Linked DNA regions of Mus musculus: region 1 is linked to region 2. Evidence: chromatin loops called from intact Hi-C (ENCODE). Cell type or tissue: heart. All regions are shown on one strand. Each heading gives the region's core, and the rest is flanking DNA. Links, peaks and the distances in the headings are about the cores only.

The links. Peaks named below come from ENCODE experiments on the same cell type or tissue, not always from the same donor. Only the 100,000 strongest peaks of a DNase experiment are listed, where the experiment ranks them.
Region 1: it touches region 2 in a loop (6-fold over the local background); 4 of 42 quality-filtered maps call a loop at or near these places.

The regions. Positions count from the first base shown.
Region 1 is chr13:68,169,841-68,180,624 of GRCm38, reverse strand. No RefSeq gene overlaps it. Among named protein-coding and RNA genes, the nearest start is that of Urml, 59 kb to the left of the region's middle. In heart, for the core only: no CTCF peak of the experiment used is centred there; no DNase peak of the experiment used is centred there.
Region 2 is chr13:68,549,196-68,559,979 of GRCm38, reverse strand. No RefSeq gene overlaps it. Among named protein-coding and RNA genes, the nearest start is that of Mtrr, 28 kb to the left of the region's middle. In heart, for the core only: a CTCF peak has its summit at 6,359 (motif pointing right); no DNase peak of the experiment used is centred there.

The sequences.
Region 1 (10,784 bases), core at 1,597-9,596, 380 kb after region 2:
TTCCCTAGCTACCCAAGATTGGACTGAGAGGGGACACTCAATGGTCTCCAAAGACAACCAGAGTTTAGTACTAAATTTATTAACCAGGCCAGGGCCAAGTGAACGCATTGGCAACTTAGTTACTTTCCTAGTGCTGTGAAGAGATACCAAGACCAATGCAACTTGTACAAGAAAGCACTTGATTTTCAGCTGTCTTATACCATTGGTGGGTTAGTACATGCAATCACGGTAGGGGGAGCAAGGCATCAGGCAGACAGGCATGTGGTACAACAGTCCCCAGAGAGACTACATATTATCCGGATGCAGAGACCCAGAGAGACTGGGCCTGCTGTGAGCTCTTGAAACCCCCTTCAATAAGGACACTCCTCTAATTGTTTTTAAATTCTTACTAATTTCATATATATGAGTACACTGTGGCAGCTTCCAGTAACACCAAAAGAGGGCATCAGATCTCACTACAGATGACTCTGAGCCACCCTGTGGTTGCTGGGAATTGAACTTAGGACCTCTGGAAGAACAGTCAGTGCTCTTAACTGCTGAGCCATCTCTCCAGCCTTCTTCCAATCCTTTTTAAAATGATTAAAAGGCAAATGTATTGGCCTATAGGAGCCATTTTCATTCAGACCATCACAACTGGTGATTCCTAACTTGGAAAAGAAGATGTCTTTGTCTAGTGAAGATGTTAAAATGAGGGTCACCAAAGTCACCTAGCAAATAAAGACATTTGATGACAAGCCTGACAAACTGCTTTGATCCCCAAGACTCACATGGCAGAGAGAGAGAACTGACTCCTACAAGTTGTTCTCTGGTTGTGGCATTTATTCATGTGTGCAGATGACAGACAGATAGACAGAAAGACAGACAGACACACACACACAAACAAATACACTGAGTCAGAGAGATACATGCATACTAAATACAATCTAGCAAGTATTTTTAAAAAGTTAAAACCAGGTGTTTGCATCTACTACCTTAAATTTCCTATGATTGGAAAACATGAAGATGCTGCGCATGACTGAGGAATGCAAATCTGTGGGTCCCACAGTTCTTATCATTATCCCACAGTTTGCAAAATCTACGGCCTGTAAGCTTAGGTTTGAAAGAGAAAAAGGGAAGCATATCTCGCACAATCAAAGATGATAAATGGCTCTTAGAACAGAGTCTCAAAGGCAATATTTGTTTTGTTTTGTTTTGTTTTGTTTTGTTTTGTTTTGTTTTTCCAGACAATGTTTCTCTGTGCATCCCTGGAAGTACTGGAACTCACTCTGTAGACCACGCTGGCCTTAAACTCAGACATGTGAATGCCTCTGCCTCCCAAGTGCTGGGATTAAAGGCATGCACCACTAAGCCTGGCTCGAAGGCAATTTTTGTCCCTGTTTATTCTGTACAGATAAAGCTCTTCAATTATTTATATCAACTATTTTACCCATGAAAAAAATCATAACATGACAGACATCAAAAATGTAATGTCCAAACATAGGTTTGAATTTCCTTGATATACACATATTTCTAAAATCTGTGGCATCTAAGTCTGTGTGGTTAGATGTTGGAAGTTGCTGTCTAGCAACACAGTCTGTGGTTTGTTCACTGATGCAGTGGGATGCAGTCAGGGCCCCTCTAGTCTGAGACAAGGCACACTGTGCTTGTCACCATGCCTCTTCTTCGTGAGGTGCCTGTGATATGCAAGAGAGAATGCCTGCATATGCCCCATGGTGAAAGAAAGGAGAAGAGTTAAAACATTGAGCACATAGCAGTGGCCCGTTACTAGGATATGATAGATGGGTATGCTTAAGCCACTAAACCTTTAAGAAAATTCTTCCAAATGAAGCATTGAGAGCAGGTCCTGTAAAAGCATGACTGTAAAACTGATTGTGACAGCTATTCCTGGTTGACAATGTGACCAATTCAGGAATGAACAACAATCCAGAAATGGAGGTCACACCTGTGATCCAGATCTTGAGGCTGGAAGACACAGGCTTCTTAACGGGATCTTGACAAAGAAATTTTAGGCTTAAAGGCCGTACAAATCTTAGGCTCAGGCAAGGTAGTACATGCCTTTAATCCCATGATGCTCAGGCAAGTAGAATTCTGAGTTCAAGCTCATCCTAGGACAAATCATGTTCCAGACCCAGGCATGGTAGTACACACCTTTAATCTGAGTCACACCATCTGTTGGAGGCTTGTATAAAAATATTGGTAGAAAAAAAGACTCAGTTTTCTTTGCCTGCTTGCATTTACTTGCCAGCACATCTGTTGGAACCTACCTCTTCAGGATCCCAGCCTATACAGAACACCTGCTGAAACAACTAGTTGCATGGAACTGTGCACCTATTAGATTTCTGGACCCATTCACAGCTGCCCATTGTAGGGTGAGTTGGACTACAAACTGTAAGTCATTCTGAAAGACTCCAAGGAGCCTCAGGACAATAGCGGACACCCAAGAATTAACAATAGACCAAGCTTGATGCAAACCACATGAGGCTTTATTCGGGGAAAGCCAGAGCTCTGGGGACGACTCATATCCCATGCAGGGGTAGAGGAGTCAACCTCGAGGGGAAAGAGGTCCCAGTTTTTATAGTCCCTCAGGACAGGAAGTAGAAGGGGGAAGTAGGGGATTTCCAGATCTAAACAATGTCTATTCTCAAGAAATGGTTATGGGAGGGATACAAGGAAAGAGTCTGGTGCAGGTGTAGCAACTCAGGACTGGACGGGCTGTGGTTGCTGGGGAGATTTTCTGACTCTTTCTTAGCCATCAATATCACAAACACCTGACAATGGGCTTCATCAGTGGGCACACACATGGGTTCAAGGATTGGTCAAAACATTGGCAGACACACAATTTGAAGTAGTGGCCAGAGCATTGTGCACCTCTATTTTTCTAAATCAGTGAAGTTAGTTCTGCTACCAGTGACACCTATCTTGCCAATTTCAGGGCTTCTGTGACCTTTTCCATTGTGTCAGAAAATGTGGTACATTTACACAATGGAGTACTACTCAGCTATTAAAAAGAATGAATTTATAAAATTCCTAGCCAAATGGATGGACTTGGAGGGCATCATCCTGAGTGAGGTAACCCAATCACAAAGGAACTCTCACAATATGTATTCACTGATAAGTGGATATTAGCCCAGAAACTTAGGATACCCAAGATATAAGATATAATTTTCTAAAAACATTAAACTCAAGAGAACGAAGACCAAAGTGTGGACACTTTGCCCCTTCTTAGAATAGGAAACAAAACACCCATGGAAGGAGTTACAGAGACAAAATTTGGAAGTGTGACGAAAGGATGGACCATCTAGTGATTGCCATATCCAGAGATCCATCCCATGATCAGCTTCCAAACACTGACACCATTGCATACACTAGCAAGATTTTGCTGAAAGGACCCAGATATAGCTGTCTCTTGTGAGACTATGCCAGGGCCTAGCAAACACAGATGTGGATGCTCACAGTCAGCTATTGAATGGACCACAGGGCCCCCAATGGAGGAACTAGAGAAAGCACTCAAGGAACTAAAGGGAACTGCAACCCTATAGGTGGAACAACAATATGAACTAAGCAGTACCCCGGAGCTCTTGTCTCTAGCTGCATATGTATCAAAAGATAGCCTAGTCGGCCATCACTGCAAAGAGAGGCCCATTGGACTTGCAAACTTTATATGTCCCAGTACAGAGTAACGCCAGGGCCAAAAAGGGGGAGTGGGTGGGTAGGGGAGTGGGGGTGGGTGGGTATGGGGAACTTTTGGTATAGCATTTGAAATGTAAATGAGTTAAATACCTAATAAAAAATGAAAAAAAAAGAAAAAGAAAAATTACAGAAAAAAAAGAGAAAAGGGCCTTTTTACACTTGGGGAAACAGACTGAAAACAGAAACTGAGTCTTGGTAGCCTTGAGCATGATCCTAGAATCCTCTACTGAAATTAAAGTGTGTGGATTAGTATACAGACAAGAAGTTACTGATGGCACTGTTGGCATCAGTTGGGACAAAGTGATTGACAACATCATTGTTGCATTGTTGCTCTTTAAAAAAAAAGTGTGCACAGCCAAACAGTGGATGGAGCCTGGGGACTCTTATGGAAGAGTAGGAAGAAGGATTATGGTCCATAAGGGGATAGGAACTCTATAGGAAGACCAACAGAGTCAACTAACCTGGACTCTTGAGGCTCTCAGAGTCTGAACCACAAACCAAAGAGCATACATATACATGGGCTGGCCCTAGGCCTCCCCACACATACGTAGCAGATGTGCAGCTTGGTCTTCATGTGGGTCCTGAACAACTGGAGGTGTGTGTGTGGGGGGGGGGTATTCCAAATGCTGTTGCCTGTATGTGGGCTATGTTCTACCTGAACTGCCTTGTCTGGCCTCAGTGGGAGAGAAAGTGCCTAGCCTCACAGAGACTTGAAGTGCCAGGGTGGGGGGAAATACACCAGGGGTCCCCCACCCATTCAGAGGAGAAAGGGAGAGGGGAGAAGGGAAGGATTGTGGGAGGGGTGACTGGGAGGGGAGCAGGGAGCTGGACATAAAGTGAATAATTTAAAAAGTTAAAATTAAAAAAAAAAAAAAAACATTGGCAGACACAGTTTGAAGGAGTGGCCAGAGCATTGTGCACCTCTATTTTTCTAAATCAGTAAAGTTAGTTCTGCCAACAGTGACACCTATCTTGCAAATTTCAGGGCTTCTCTGACCTTTTACATCTTGTCAGGATCTGTGATTCCCCACTTCTTCTAGTTACTAGTTCTAATCTAGAACTAAACTGCAATCTCTTCTTTAAGGTTCTGCAGAGACTGGTATTGTTGTCTTAGTACTAACAGCTGGATGGCACCAATTTTCTCTCTAATAAAGGTCACCAATTTATTAAGAACTATCGGGCCACACATCAGCAGAAAGAGCAAAATTATTAGAGTGTCTATCAGAGTAGAAATGAGGGTAGTCAACCAAGGGGATTTATTCTTCAGGAGCTCGCTTTACATGAAAGGCATGAATCTAAGCTGAGATGTCTTCTACTTTGATAGCAGTAGGGGTGGTCAGCAGCATGATGCAAGGGCCTTTCTAACAAGGTAGATTCTCAGCTCGATGTCTTCAGATGAGAACTGCATCTCCTACTTGGAACTGGTGTGGTATCATCAAGACTCGTGGTTAGTAGGCCTATTTGAGCTGCTTCCAGGAGGTGTTTCTGACCACTTCTAGGACTTTCATGCGTGTAAACAATGAAGGACCAGGGTTTAATTTTAAAGGATCTAAAGCTCTCTCTACTTCAGTGAGTGGGGGAGGCCCCCCATGCAGAATTTCATATGGAGTGAGCTTAAATTTCCCCAGTGTGTTCTTAACAGGGAACAAGGCAAAGGGAAGGAGGGCTGTCCAGTAATTTTCGCCGGTCTCTAAGGTCAATTTACTCAAGGTCTCCTTTAGAGTTCTATTCATCCTTTCTACCTGTCGTGAACTCTGGGGTCTATAAGCACAATGTAATTTCCAATCAATCCCCAGTTTGATGGCCAGTCCCTGACTTACCTGGGCAACAAAGGCATGTCCGTTGTCAGACCCTATTACCTTAGGTATTCCAAACCGTGGAAATTTTTCTTCTAGGATTTTCTTAACCACAATATTGGCAGTTTCTTTTTTCTTGGGTAGGGCTCCACCCATCCTGAAAAGGTATCTATAAAAACTAAAAGATAGTTATTACCATACTTAGCTGGCTTTATTTCAGTAAAATCTACTCCTAATAGGCTTCAGGGTGATCTCCTTGTAGTCTTCTCCCTAGAGGATAACTTGAATGTCCTGCATTAGTCATGGCACATGGTACACAGCTCTTAACTACTGCTTCTGCAACATCAGAGAGTCTTAAAACATAAAAAGCAGATGCTTTGACCAGCATTTACAGGTGTTTGACTCCCAGGTTGGACAGCCGATGTATATTTTCAATAAATCTTTTCTCTTCTTTTTGTGGTAATATTATTTTACCATTACTGGCTGCTCGTTGGCCCTGTGAATTTTCTGCAGTAAACCCTAAATTGTACATTAGTTTCATACCTTCAGGAGTAGGTATACTCAAAACTCTGGCTGCACAGTTCCAGTTCTGGCAGAGCAACTTTCTGGAGAGATTCTATCTGTATTGTCCTGAAGGGCAGTATCTTAGGGCTGAGTGCAGCCTGTTTAGCTTTAACATCAGCCATGTTATTCCTTTTGTTGTTTTTTTTTTGTTTTGTTTTTTTGTATTGTTTTGTTTTTTTGAGACAGGGTTTCTCTGTATATAGTCCTGGCTGTCCTGGCACTCACTTTGTAGACCAGGCTGGCCTCAAACTCAGAAATCCGCCTGCCTCTGCCTCCCGAGTGCTGGGATTAAAGGCGTGCGCCACCACGCCCGGCTCATGTTATTCCTTCTTGTCACAACATCATGTCCTTTTTGATGTCCAGGACAATGTATAATGACAACTTTGGCAGGCAGGTGAATAGCCTCAAGGAGGCTCAGAATCTCCTCTTTATTTTTTATGTCCTTGCCTGGTGATGTCAGCAACCGTCTTTCTCTATAGATGGCACTGAGGACGTGGGCTGTAGCAAAAGCATTTCAGCTATCGCTGTAAATGTTGATGGATTGCCCTCAGCCATCCGAAGGGCCTGGGTCAGGGCAATTAATTCAGCTATTTTTGTGCTGACATAACTTCTGGCAGGCTGCCAGCCTACACGACGTGCTTACCATCTACCACCGCCACCCCTGCCATCCTCTTACCTTACACTAGGAAACTGCGTCCATCTGTGTACCAGTTTGGAACACCTGGCCATGGCTGGTCACGTCAATCACTTCAAATCCCAGTTTCCTCCGCAAGAATGTCTGCACAGCAGTGAACGGGTGAGGAATCGTCCGTTTAAGGCAGGGAGGTAGCAGTGTTGAGAATAGCAGGAGGAGCAAACACGACCCATTCAGTAAACAGCAGACTCTGGTAGTGAGTCATCTGGGCATTTGTCATCCATCTGTCTGGGTGCTGGCGGATAATGCCACTTTTGCTAGCAATCTCTTGGTTCCCTGACAGCATTCTCTCTCCGTGGTTACAGCAAGGAGCAAGTTATCAACATATTGAAGCAGAGTTATCTGGGAGTTTTCAGCTTGAAAGGAGGCTAAATCTCGATGTAGAGCCTTATCAAAAAAGGTGGGGGAGTTTTGAACCCCTGCGGTAACCATGTCCAGGTCAATTGTCCCGTTTGTCCAGTATCAGAATCTCTCCACTCAAAGGCGAATATGGGCTGGCTGGAGGGATGTGACTTCAGGCAAAAGAAAGCATCTTTTAAATCAAGTACTGTGTACCATTTTCGCTGCGGAGGGAGTGAGCTGAGGAGGTTATAGAGATTAGGAACAGTTGGGTGAATATCTTGGACCCTCTTATTGACCTCTCTCAGGTCTTGGACTGGTCGATAGTCACTCGTGCCAGGTTTCTTTACCAGCAGTAGAGGAGTATTCCAGGGTGATTGCCAAGCTACCAAAATAACTAATTGTAATAGTCTCTGAATATGTGGCCTAATTCCATCTCTTGTTTCACAACTCATTGGGTATTGTCGCACTCCTATAGGGGTTGCATCCATTTTCATTCCGCAACCACAGGGGGAACTCTGACAACCATTCTCATGCCTTCAATCTCTGCCCATGCTCTAGGGAAAGCAGTCAACCAGTCTTTTAGGTCTGGTACCTCCGTTTGCTTTATGCCTTCATGCAATCTGTATTCTTCCTCAAGCTGCAGGACTAAGACTACGGAGGTGGGAGATTTCCAACTTACTCTCAGCCCTTTTTGGGTAAATCTAATCTGGGCCTTTAATTTAGGCAGAAGATGTCTTCCTAGAAGAGGTGTGGGACACTCAGGAATGACCAAGAAGGAATGACTCACTTGGCCTTCCCCCAGATCTACAGTGCGTGCAGTGGTCCAGGGGTATTGTTTCTGACCAGTGGCTCCAATCACTGTGGTTCTTTTATTTTTTAATTTTCCCAGTGAATGCTTCAACACAGAATGCTCTGCCCCTGTGTCAATTAAAAAGTCCATGGGATCCCCCCCACAATCAGGTTTACCCTAGGCTCGGGGAAGGGGTCCGAGCCCCATTTCCCCTATTCATCATCTTTCAGATTCAGGACCTTAGGGGCCCTTCCCTTCTTCTTTGGGCATTCCCGTGCCCAATGTCCTTTGTCCTTGCAATAGACACATTGGTCCTTCTCTAAAATCTTCTGGACAGATCTTCTTCCTTCAGGTCTGGGTTCCTTGTTGCCCAGGTACCCTATCTGTCTATTCTCTGGCCTGTTCCTTCCTTCACGTTCCCCTAGTACTGTGGCCAAAATTCTTCTTAAATTCCTCTCCTATCTTCTTTCCCTCTTATTCTCCCTCTCTTGTGATACACCTTTTCTATCTCCCTGACTAAATCTTGTAAAGCCATGGCATGTAATCTTTGAAAGCTGTAGCAACCGCGGCTTGTTGACCCTCAGAGGTCGGGTTAAAAGGAGTATAGTATCTATAAGCTTCTATCAATCTTTCTAGAAAAACAGACAGGGGCTCTGTAGGGCCCTGCATTACTTCTCTTACCTGAGGCAAATTGGTGTGGCGGCTCATAGCTCCCTTTAGAAGAGAGCCCAGCTGGTAACCTGACAACCTCTCCCTACCTTGAGCCATCTTGTAGTTCTAATCTGCCCAGTCCAGAGGGAACCCAGCGTTCCAATTATACAGATCAGCTGATGACAAAAGACTAATATTGGAGGGTCTGCAGAGACTGAGGGTCTGTGGGCAGGTCACCTAGTGCTCTCAAAGGAAAAGGCAGAAGTGGTGTCAGGAGCTCCATCTGCTGGGGGACTCTGGGTTTGTTGGCTCTGGGTCCCAGCCATCAGTCCTTGATCCACCAACTGCCACCAGCAATCCCAGAGCCAGGAGCAAGGACCTATGGAGGCAGAAAATAGGACAGAGTGGGAGGGGACTCTGGCCACTCAGGAGGCCCTTCAATTTCAGAATAGATCTTGGGGGGACCTGTGGGTTGAAGAGGAGGCTCTGTTTCAGGTGGAGCCTATGGTTTCAGTTCTGTTCAGGCTCAGGGCTGCAGTTTGCCAGCGGAGTGGGAGCAGCTGGAGAAGGAGCCCCATGCCTTCTCATCACCAGGCCAAAAAGTGTGCTGGTTCAGGCAGGGTCCTCACTGCCACTGCCCCTTACTGCTTCTTACTGCTTCTTAGGGCAGAAAGAGAGGGCACAGTGCTGACCCACCCGCACACATGGGAGCAGCGTGGAGGAGGGCTCTGAGATGCACAGGGAAACTATAATTTGATTTATGGCAGTGAATTCTGGACGAGGTAAGGCTGTTGATCCAGGTGGGACCCAGGTCCTCTCTGAAAAACAATGGCTTTAACTTCAAAGATAAGAGTCAAACCAAAAGTCCCTTTCAGTGACCATTTTACATGAAAAGTCGGCCACTCGGAGGCACAAAATGTCTGCCATGGACCCTTCATAATTTCTAATTAAAGATTATAGGCCCTTGATCTAACTTCAGTGCAGTGGTCTAAAGTCAAACTTAGCGGGGGCGTTACAGTCTGCCCCATCATTTACACCATGTAAAACACGAAACAAACACAGAAAACACACATACACACACTGACAGATGCCAGTTTTCTAATGGTCAGACAAAACCAACTCAGAAATGCAGAAGGTCTGGTAAGTGCACTCCCCGCTCCAGAAGGACTCCTGGAGTCCTTCCCCTCACGCAGAGGGTCCCGCACAGCAGCCCTTGAATCCAGCACATCTACTGTTCACACTCATTGCCTTATTCCAAGGAAAAAGTCTCCATTTCTCAAGAAATGTTGCGGCTGCAAATTTCAGAACTGAACCTCGCTGGGTCACAGAAATATTTTTAGACAAAAAATTTCACCACCAAGTGGGTCTTCGGAGAAGTGGGTGGTCACACCAATCCCAGGAGGAGCCCCCAAATGAAAGACTCCGGGAGTCTATTCTCAAGAAATGGGTATAGGAGGGAAACAAGGAAAGAGTCTGGTGCAGGTGTAGCAACTCAGGATTGGCCCAGCTGTGGTTGCTGGGGAGATTTGTCTACGCTTTCCCAGCAACCAATATCACAAACATCTGCCAATGAGGTGCAGTAGAGGGCACACACCTAGGTTCAAGGAACAGTCAAAACATTGGCAGACACGCAGGTTCAAGGAGTGGGCAGAGCATTGTGCACCTCTATATTTCTAAATCATTGAAGCTATTTCTGCTAACAATGAAATCTATTTTTGCCAATTTCAGGGCGTCTGTGACCTTTTACATTCTGTCAGGATCTTTCAAATCCACCTCACACCAGTCAGAATGGCTAAAAGAAAAAAACGTGACAGCAAATGCAGACCATGCTGTAAAGAATAACGAACTGTCCCTGAGCATGGGTACAATCACCATACTCGGCCCACCACCACACAAATATGCCTGTTTGGATGTGTCACCCTTATGGAAAATGGGGACAGAGATTCTACAAATGAAAAAAAATCTATATATTAACTTGTAGGCCATCTCAGCTCTCCATTCTTCCTGCACTTTGAAAACCATGAAAAGGTAAACTCTGCCAAAGGAGAAAATGCTCCTACTGTTGAGGAAGAGGTGTCCAGCTAAACATCTCACAGGTGAATATTGCATATTTCTTACATCCACAGTAAGAGATCTTGACGACACTACTATCATCCTATGAGATGGTCTGCCACTTATGTGCCCATGCCCATTGAACCTCCTCAGTGACTATCAAGACAAACAATGAAGATGTGTAAGGGAGCTGATGAAAGAACAA
Region 2 (10,784 bases), core at 1,652-9,651:
GAGGTTTATTGTGGCTCTTGTAACAGAGACTGAATGGAAAGAGCCTTAAGCTTCTGGTGATACTCCAGTCTCAGCCTCCCTAGCAATGGGATGGCAGGTATGTGCCACCAAATCTGGCCTAGTTTTCAGTCTTTATATAAAACGTAATCATCAAAAGCAATTCAAGTGGCAGATTGTTCACCAGGCATCCCAGATTACTGCTGAGAGTCATGAAAAGGCTACATCAGGCAGACCAAAACAAGTCACATTTAGCTGGGGTAAAAGAAGGTGCCTCAAAGGGAAAAATCCTACCAGAGATATTTTCCCTAGAATTTATGAATCAGTGAGCGAGAACATGACTTCTTAATATGTGTGCAGTTAGTAAAGTTTCACAATAGTTAAAGCAAACGTTCACAGCTAGAAGCATGCAAGATGTCAACACATATTCCACAAATGCATAAAAGAAATTAGAAAAATGATCTTAAATTAATGTTCTTATATTAAAATGAAATTTTAGATGAATATACATTCTGTGAAAAATGCAACATACCAAAACATAAGAAAATGATAGGACCCTGTGAGCCATCGTGTGTTTGCTGGGAATTGAACTCAGGACCTCTGGAAGAGCAGCCAGTGCTCTTAACCACTGAGGCACCTCTCCAGCCCCCACATTATTTCTGATCAGAGTCAAACTGTAATTGAACTGTAGGGCATTGTTTTGGTGAGAGCAATTTTGAAATTTTTTTGTTAAAGTTGAGTCATATTCAGTGAAACATTCCTCGAGCTAAGGACCAGGGTTTGCACTGGGGAAGATATTAAGCCAGGTGTGTCACATGGGGGTGAGGACGACACTGAGGCCAGGAAGTCCTAGGCTTAAAGCACGGGGGGAGGGGGGTAGACACAGAAATGTAAAATGAATGCCCCGAAATCCATTCAGGAAATCCAGGTTTTACTCTTATTTAAGGTTCTTTATGTTGCAAGTCATAAATTTATAGTCATAAGCAGGTATTCAAAAATCCAACCCTCCATTTGGCTGTAAGTTCCTTAAGGGGTTGGTAAGCCACACGTCTTAGTATTCCCAATTGTCTGGAAAATTGACAATTGAGGAAAAAACTGTTCACATTTGGTGCCAGGCAGGTTACAAATAAACATGATGTGATAGTTTGAATGTCATTAGTCAGTCCCCATAGGCCCATAAGGAGTGGTACTACTAGGAGGAGTGGCCTTGCTGGGGGAAGTGTGTCACTGTAGGGGTAGGCTTTGAGGTCTCCCATGCACAAGCCACCTCTGCCCAGTGTGGCATATAGTCTCCTGCTGCATGTGGATCAAAATGTAGCATAGCAACTTCTCCAGCATCATGTCTGCCAGCACACTGCTATGCTACCCGCCATGACTAAGTCCCTGAAACTGTAAGCCAGCCCCAATGAAATCTTGTCTTTTATGAGTTATTGCGGTCTTGGTGTGTCTTCACAGCAATGGGAATACTAAGACGTGTGGCTTACCAACCCCTTAAGGAACTTACAGCCAAATGGAGGGTTGGATTTTTGAATACCTGCTTATGACTATAAATTTATAACTTGCAACATAAAGAACCTTAAATAAGAGTAAAACCTGGATTTCCTGAATGGATTTCGGGGCATTCACTTTACATTTCTGTGTCTACCCCCTCCCCCCGTGCTTTAAGCCTAGGACTTCCTGGCCTCAGTGTCATCCTCACCCCCATGTGACACACCTGGCTTAATATCTTCCCCAGTGCAAACCCTGGTCCTTAGCTCCAGGAATGTTTCACTGAATATGACTCAACTTTAATAAAAAAATTTCAGAATTGCTCTCACCAAAGGATTGCATTTCCTTTTAATCTTGTCTCACTCACTTCAGTGGACAAACTGAAATATTGAGAATGCCGATGCTAATAAATTTAGACCTTAAGTTCCATAACCACAGTGCTTCTTACAGCTAAATTATCTTTAGACTCGCAGTGTACTGTGAGTGAGCTGTTTGCTTATCATCCTTCAACCTGCCTGTCATCTATCTGTTATCTATTTGCCTACCTATCGTCATCTATCATCTACTTACCAGCCTAGTATCTGTCAATAGCTTTATCTTTTACCCATCTATTTAAGTGTTTTCTGTATTCCCACTTATAAACACATGAGCTTGCTTCCCCCTTCTTCCCTGCTTCCTTCCCTGGTTTTTGATGTTGGTGAAGCAATTCTGCTTCAGGATATAGTTAAAAAGCACTGTGGTGTAAATGGAATTACAGAAGGGTTGAAGTCAGGAACGTGAAACGGCAGAGAGCTCTCTAAGCATAGCAGTTAAAAGCTTGGCTAATATGCCAAGCTGCACGTTCAAGACCTGCTTTTCATACCCAGCTCCTACCCTTGGACAAGTAGCTTAACCTCATTGAGTTCCAGGCTGTTAAATAGTGAGTGTATCTGCCTGCCTTAGTTAGGATATTACTGCTGTGAACAGACACCATAGCCAAGGCAACTTTTGTAAAGACACCATTTAATTTGGGCTGGCTTACAGGTTCAGAGTTTCAGTCCATTATCATCAAGGCAGGAGCTTGGCAGCATCCAGGCAGACATGGTACAGGACGAGCTGAGAGTTCTATATCTTTATCTGAAGGCTGCTAGCAGAATCTTAGTCTCCAGGCAGCTAGGATGAAGGTCTTAAAGCCCACACCCACAATGACACACCTATTCCAACAGGGCCACACCTCCTAATAGTGCCACTCCCTGGGCTTCTCATATACAAACCACCACACTGCTTCACGGTTGATATGTAATGCTAAATGAGTTAATTTGTAAAAATTACTTGACAGCCCCTGGCATTCAGCAAGACACACATAGAAACCACTACTCCTTTTAATTACAGTCTCATACATTTTGGTATGTTTTGTTTCGTGCATATTATATATTTTTTCTATAAATCACAGTCAAGGTATAAAGTAGGATTTCTTGGAACCTGTTATGGTTTGTATATTCTTGGACCAGGGAGTGGCACCATTTGGAGGTGTGGCCTTGTTGGAATGGGTGTGACCAGATCGGAGTAGGTGTGTCACTGTGGGTGTGGTCTTAACATCCTCACCCTAGTTGCCTGGAAGTCAGTCTTCCACTAGCAGCCTTTGGATGAAGATGTAGAACTCTAAGCTCTGCCTGTGCCATGCCTGCCTGGATATTCCCATGCTCCCACCTTGATGATAATGGACTGAACCTCTGAACCTGTAAACCAGCCCCAATTAAATGTTGTTTTTTATAAGACTTGCCTTGGTCATGGTGTCTATTCACAGCAGTACAACCCTAACTAAGACAAAAGTTGGTCTTCCCCATGTATAACAAACCTGTGCTTTACACCAACAAATGCTTGCTTTCAGTTTCCACTCTGGTTTATAGTCCCCATGCTATGTCAGACAAGATTAGTGACCACTGAAACTTCTGGAGCTGGAGTGATGGCTCAGTGGTTAGGAGCACAGCTTGTTCTTCCAGAGAACCTGGGGTTTGATTCTAAACACCCTCATGGAGGCTCACAAGCTCTCCAGTCCCAGGAGCTCCAATTCCCTCTTCTGACCTCTGTGGGTAACATGTGCATCCATTGTGCATAGACATACCTGTAACCAAATAACCATTCACATTAATAGATAGAAGATAGATAAAAGATAGATAGGGAGAGAGAGAGAGAGGAAGGTGGGATTTGTGATTGAGTGAGGCGTTTCCAGAGAGAATATGGAGAGGTGACAAAGATGGAGAGAGAAAGGTCATCTGTGAGGCAGGATGGACCATGACCATGTGGCCAAGAGAAGCTTGCCCTTGCTACAAAAAATTACATTCCTGAGCCCTAGCTACAAATCATTACATTCCTAAAGCTAGCCCCCAAGGTCCATTCCCTTACTTCGCCACAGACTCATTCCTAAGACAAAATGCCAAAGTCTGATAAACAAAATTTATTATTTGGCTAGTATGTCCAATCAGGATTTCCCAATTCATCCCACCACAGACTCCCCTTCTCCCCCTTAAAAATCTACTCCTTTTGCTCTTGCATCCTGAACTCACCTGATCTAGCTTCTTTACTTGCTGTGCCCTTACTCCTGCTGTTGCTGCTGCCGCCTCCCCGCTTTGCAGCCACCCCTCCCTGCAGCTTGCCTCTCTGGGGGTCCCAAATCTCCTTTGTGCTGAGAAGTTGGTATCTGGGTCTGTTCCGTAGAGACTAAGTTCTGTGTGGTTCAAATACATGAGGACTTGGGGCTTTTCAGTTCTTGCGTTCCGTGTCCTGTGAAAATCTATCAGTGCTGCAGACATGCCACAGGCAACATGCCTTGTCTGAGCAAGAATGTGGGAGCCCTTCCAGGGTCTGGAAGGAACACTTGGAAGGAGCACTATCCTGTACCTCTGCTCTGACAGAGCCCGATGCGCAAGTGGCTGCATAGGCTGTGGAGATATGAGTTAGGAATACAGAAACTCCACCACCCTCAGACACGTGGTCTTTTAGGCATGGTGTTGACACAAACCTGGGTGTATGAAAGACAGAATGGATCTTACTTTAGAGCTTGCAGGTGTCTTCTAGGACAACACTTTAGGATGCTTAGAAAGAGAACATGGAAATGCATTGTCTTGTTCGTTGAGAAATCCATCAAATTTTGCACAGAACTGCCATTTCTGCCATGAGAGCCAGCTGCTTGGTCTGTGGTAGCATTTCCTCTAGGCTCTGCCCAACAGTTGCCTAGTCCCTCCACAGGCCTCTTCTCTGCTCTCTCCTCTCCCCTCCTCTCCTCTCCTCTCCTCTCCTCTCCTCTCCTCTCCTCTCCTCTCCTCTCCTCTCCTCTCCTCTCCTCTCCTCTCCTCTCCTCTCCTCTCCTCTGTCCCTTTTCTTTCTTCACCTCTACTCCCTTCCCCAGACCCCCATACCACATCCTAAATAAACTTCATTTTATACTAGACCTGTTGTATGGCTGATACCTTGGGGAGGAGGAGAGGTGGCACTCAGCATGGATCCATCCACCTACCACCACATCACGCTGCCACCTTATAAAACATAAGAGTCTGCATCCCAGCTTTTAGCCAATCTCAGAAGAAAATCTTATTGCTAGCAAAGAACCACAGTGCATGAAATTAAAGGAAAAAACAAAAACAAAAAACACTCCCTGTATTAAAAAACTCTGCTCCTACTGAGATCCTTCATCTTAGCTATTTTTAGTCGTGTGACACAAAGATGGAATGAAGATGTCGGCTGGTTAAAGCCTCTCCAGGCACCTGCAGGGATCATTCATCTGACTGGTGAGGTACATCTGCATATGGAGACCAATGTACACCTTCCATACGCAGCCATAAAGTATGCACCATCAGCGCAGTGGAGAGTATGTTTTACCAGGACCAAAGGACATCCTGGCAGCTAAAATAGACCAGCCTTGCTTGTTTGTCTTCACTGCCTCATCCATCTTCATTAAGAACAACACAGTTCTAGTATCTTCGGGACACTTTATGCAATGGTAATGAGCGGCACAACCACAGCCTCCATGACAAAGCAGAAAATGCCCAAGGTTTATGAACATCTTTTATGGTCTTGCCATGCAGTGAACGAGCCAGTGTGTACAAGCCTCTGGTACATCACCACACTCTGATGTTCCAGAGATATACTCTCTGCTCTGACTCCAACAACGTTGTTGATGGCCAACAGGCAATCTGTCCCCCGGTGACACAGGTGTCCCATAAGAAAGTCTCTTCGCCCCTATGTAGCGGACGTGCACCAATCCATATAAACTCCTCTCTGAATGCTAGAAACCAATCTGAACCTCTCTCCTCGTGACTTCCTGTTATGTACCCAGGGCAGAATTGTTCAGGGAGAGATAGGAAAGACTGAAGTTTGGAGGAGAGAGATGATGGGAGGAGCTGGCATTCTTTGGCCCTATACTGCAGTGTTCAGTATGGTGCACATAGTTACATCCTTGGCTCTCCTTACTCTGCTTATCTATGCCTGCTGCCAGTGGTACCAGCAGCAGTCCCATGTTGAAACACTCATCCTCCTGGACTCTCACATTGCTCGACAGCAGCACAACTAATGCTATAAATGACCCAGCCGAGGCCATCATAGTAACTAATTGACAGTGACAAAGTAGCTAGATGGACCACAAAGGCAGCTGACTCAGGGGACTGCTAGAATGGCTTATTGGTGTTGACAGAAAAGGATCTGGGCATAGGGAAAGGAGAGACCTCCTGTGATGAGCCGCTTCTGGCTTAACGTTGCCTGAGGAACTGTGGTGTATCACCTTGGATGCCTAGATCATAAATAGGGCGAATGCAGTAAGTGAGGATTAAATAGATGTCTAGCGTCCAGCTTTGTCTCACCTTCCAAGGGACTGGCTTCAAGGCCAGCGCAATTGGGAGCAAGGTTGCACTTCATACAAACACCACTAGATGGAAGCCTGGGACAACTTTTGCCTCGTTGTCCAGTGTGCCTTTTCCCCCCAACCTCAAGAACACACACACACACACACACACACACACACACACACACACACACACACACACACACACACACACACAAAAGATTTTGGTAATATAAGGTGGCTTTCCACAATGCTGATATGAGCTGGAGTGTTTTTTATTTTTCACCACTGGTCCCTTAAAGTACCAATTTTGAAAGCAGACATTTTGTGTTCCCGAAGTCCCTAGGATGAAAGAATGGATCAGGCTTCAGGTTTACAATCAGGGTCAGTTTAAGCGGGACCATCTATTCAATCCAAAAACCTGAATTTATTCTTCTATGAGCTGGAGATAACGATGTCACCATTCCAACACTGCTATGGGAATTGTATGAGGTCATCTATATAATGCAGCTAACAGCTCGAGGCTCTCAAGTGCTTGCTAAGTGTCTACAAAGGATGGGTAGGATGGGCAGGGCAAAAGTCGTAGAAGCAAGCTAGCCTGTAACTGCTGTTCACTGAGCGGCCAGGGTAAGCTGCTTAGTTTCTCTGTGCCTCAGCTTTTTCATGAGTATGGGGATATATCGCTTGCCTGAGGGTGGTGGAGTTGACTAACGTAGCCAAATAATGCTTTAAGGGTTTTAGATACCATCTCCAACAAAATAGCTGCTACTGGTTTTGTGCCTATAATGGAGGATGCAGAATTCCCGAAGAGTATCTTCTGCATCCAGTGTCCTCTGTGACACACCAAGACTGGGCATATGAAATATGAAACGGCATGTCATATGATTCAGAGGATGTTTGTAGCCTTCTGTGTTCTGCTGGTACCATCCACCCCTACACATTAGCAATTCTGCCAGTTATGTCTGCCTCTGCCCCTTGGGTCTGATTAAGCTTAGATCTAGAATCCATCGGCCTTCCCCATGATTCAGGTGAAAGGCAGGGTTTGAAGCACTGTGAGTTAAATCACGCCATGTGTGGTCCCTCAAAATGGGTCTCAGGGTGTGAAAAGCTTTTTCTGCCTGGCATTTCTAAAATGTGCTCCAAATGATTTTCTGGAACAACAGAATTAGGATCTGTCCAAATGTCATTTCAGCAGGAGAGCTGTGTGGTCACAGCTATTTCAGACCTCTGGATGATCACTTAGCTCATCTCAGTACACTCTTTGGGAACAGAAACATCTTGGGTTAAGAGAAACGTTGTTGCCACACTGGCAGAGGACAATGGTGGTATCACATCAACCCCAAGCATTCATAACCCTCAGAACTATACTCATTGAGATGCTAACCAGGGAAGACCCTCCCTTTGTAGCTTCTGAGAGCAGCTGAGATTATGTATGTTCAGAGTGGTTTAGGCAAAGGCTCTCTTAGAACGTTCTCTGCAACATGACTTGGGTCAGATCTAGACAGAAGTCCATTAGACAACATGGCTGACAGACTCTGGCTCACTGTTTGAAATCAATCGTTCTGTGAGTTATTTTGGTTTTGCCTTTATGATATTTACTATACTTCTTTTGTGAACTGAACGTGTAGAAACAGACTTAGAAAATAGATGCGTGGTTTCCAATTTAGTAACTAAATAAGACTAAAGACAGATGAGTAACTTGGGGTGATATAAAGGAGAAATATATTTTCTCTGAGACGGTTTTTCTAGTCAGTCCCTGGATAATCTGCTAAGTGATGTCTTTCACATTCCTCCCAGGGATCCAACAACACAACTTGCTTTTAGAAGAATGAAAGAAAAACCTTATCTGTGTCTCAGAGAGAAGTCCATCCAACATCGACTCTGCTCGGTCGGCCCTGATCACCTCAATGAATTCCTGAAGTCTTTGTAGTTTTGTTCTCAGTGTTTCCAGTGCCACCGAGGCCTGAGCTCCGTGACCCTCCATGCTTCTGAATGAGGCAGGATACATGGCAAGTACACTTCAAGGCCCAGCGTCCATCCCCATCAACACACACATCTATTAAAACAAAATCTATAGAGCACAGAGTGGAAATTCAGTGTGCAATTCATGACCATGGCTGGAGGGAACTGAGCAGCATGGCAGGTCATGATGTGGAATTGATGATAACTGTGGGCAGTCTCCTCTGACAAGAGAATTCTCTTCAGTTTCTCCTCCTCCTCCTCCTCTCCCTTTCTCCTCCTCCTCCTTCTTCTCCTCTTCATCTTCTTTCTCCTCCTCTCTCCTCCCCCTGCTCCTCCTCCTCCTGCTTCTCCTCCTCCCCTTCTTCTCCTCCTTCCCCTCCTCCCCCTTCTTCTCCTCCTCCTTCTCCTCCTCCCCCTTCTCCTCCTGCCCCTCCTTCTCCTCCTCCTTCTCCTCCTCCTTCTCCTCTTCACCCTTCTCCTCCTCCTCCTTCTACTCCTTCCTCTCCTTCTTCTCCTCCTTCTCCTACTCCCCCTTCTCCTCCTGCCCCTCCTTCTCCTCCTCCTTCTCCTCCTCCTTCTCCTCTTCACCCTTCTCCTCCTCCTCCTTCTACTCCTTCCTCTCCTCCTCCCCTTCTTCTACTACCCCTCCTCCTCCTCCCCCTTCTCCTCCTTCCCCTTCTCATCTTCCTCCTTCTCCTCCTCCCCCTTCTCCTCCTTCCCCTTCTCATCTTCCTCCTTCTCCTCCTCCTCCTTTTCCTCCTCTCCCTTCTTCTCTTCTTCCTCCTTCTCCCCCCTCCTCCTCCTCCCCTTCGCCTCTCCCTCCTCCTTCTCCTCCTCCCACTACTTCTCCTCCTCCTTGTCCTCCTCCCCCTTCTTCTCCTCTGCCTTCCCCTCCTGCCCCTCCTTCTCCTCCTCCTTCTCCTCCTCCCCCTTCTCATCCTCCTCCTTCTCCTCCTCCCACCTCCTCCTCCTCCCCTTCTCATCTTCCTCCTTCTCCTCCCCCTCCTCCTTCTCCTCCTCCTCTGCTTCCTTCTACTTCTTTAATTTCCGTTCCCCCTCCTTCTTCACTTTCCCTTTTTCTCTTCCTTACTCCCTTCCAATATTACTCTCCTCTCCTCCCCCTTTTCTTCTCCTCCCCTCCCTTCCTCTCCCTTTCTTCCTTCCTTTTGCAATTGTTTTTCGAAGTCCCTGCTCACACTCTATCCATAGTAATTCACAGAATAAAGAAAATGACTACTGCCAATTTCTCAGTCCCCTCAATCTGGGTGACAATGTGGGGTACTCCTTCCACTGCACCACTGCAGCCCACATGTGCTGGGGTGCTCCCACTCCTCCTGTGGTGACTTACACACCGACACATCTGATCTGCCATCCTCACTAGGACCTCTGTTGTAGAGACTCTGCTTTGCGGCGATGTCTAAGATTCCTGCTAAAAGTGTCCAGAAACGCTTGCCATGACTTTAATTTCAGTACGGACTCTGATTCCTTGCGTTTACTATTGCTGGCAGGAGGACAATGAGAGACTAGTACTTTTAAGCTGCACCAAGTAACTTAATGGCTCTGAGAGAAACCTGCTGTCAGGTGGTATCAATTATAGTTCAAACTCTTATATTTATTTCTGGCTCAGTTGAAGTTTGCCAGTTTTCAATAGGAATCTGGCTTTAGACTGACATTGAAACTCTTCATCATTGAATTCCCAGTGTTGTTCAGGATTGTTATTTCAGTCTAGAATCATGGTTAGTTACCTAACCCAGTTCCCACTATGTATAGATACTTGTGTGAGAAAAGAGTTCTCATAAAAGGCTTTACCATCTAGCTCCTGGAACTTTGATTGACCCTGAGGGCTTTGTTACCTAAATGATAGGAGCTCTGAATTCTAAAAAAATCTTCGACAGTGAGAATTCAATCAGGCTCTGCCAGAATGAAGACGAACTGTTACCAGTCACTTGAGCAACCACCGCTTCAAGATTTCCCACTTTCCTCTGGGCTGTCTTCTATGCTTCTGACCCTTACAATGCACATTTAAACACCCTGTTCCTAAGTGGATGTTCCACTAAGCTGTTCAGTTAGATTCTCACTGTAACTAGCATTGACATTATAGGAAAACTGGGATCAGAGGGAGGTTGTTGCCACAGGGCAGTGCACAAAGATGCTCAGGGTACTGAAGGGGAATTGAAGAGCAGCCGTGCTGTGGAGACACCATGGACTTAAGCAATACCAAATATTTATATAGTGGATTCCATATGAGATAAAATATACAGTTGGCCCCTGCTGGTGTGATTAATAATTCATTGGATTGGTTGGAGTTGTTTTTAATTCAATAAATATTGAGTCAAATTGTTCATGTTGTCTGCTTTAAAATTACAATACAAACAGCCACCTAGCCTGCTGGTAGTCCTTTTGAGACTCTGCCTTAGTCCTTTTGAGAACCGTGAATGAGCTTTGCCATCCCACCTCTGGAGTGTTTGGTTTCTGAAATGTGGTTACTACAACCCATGTTGAGTGAAGTGATACAAGATGA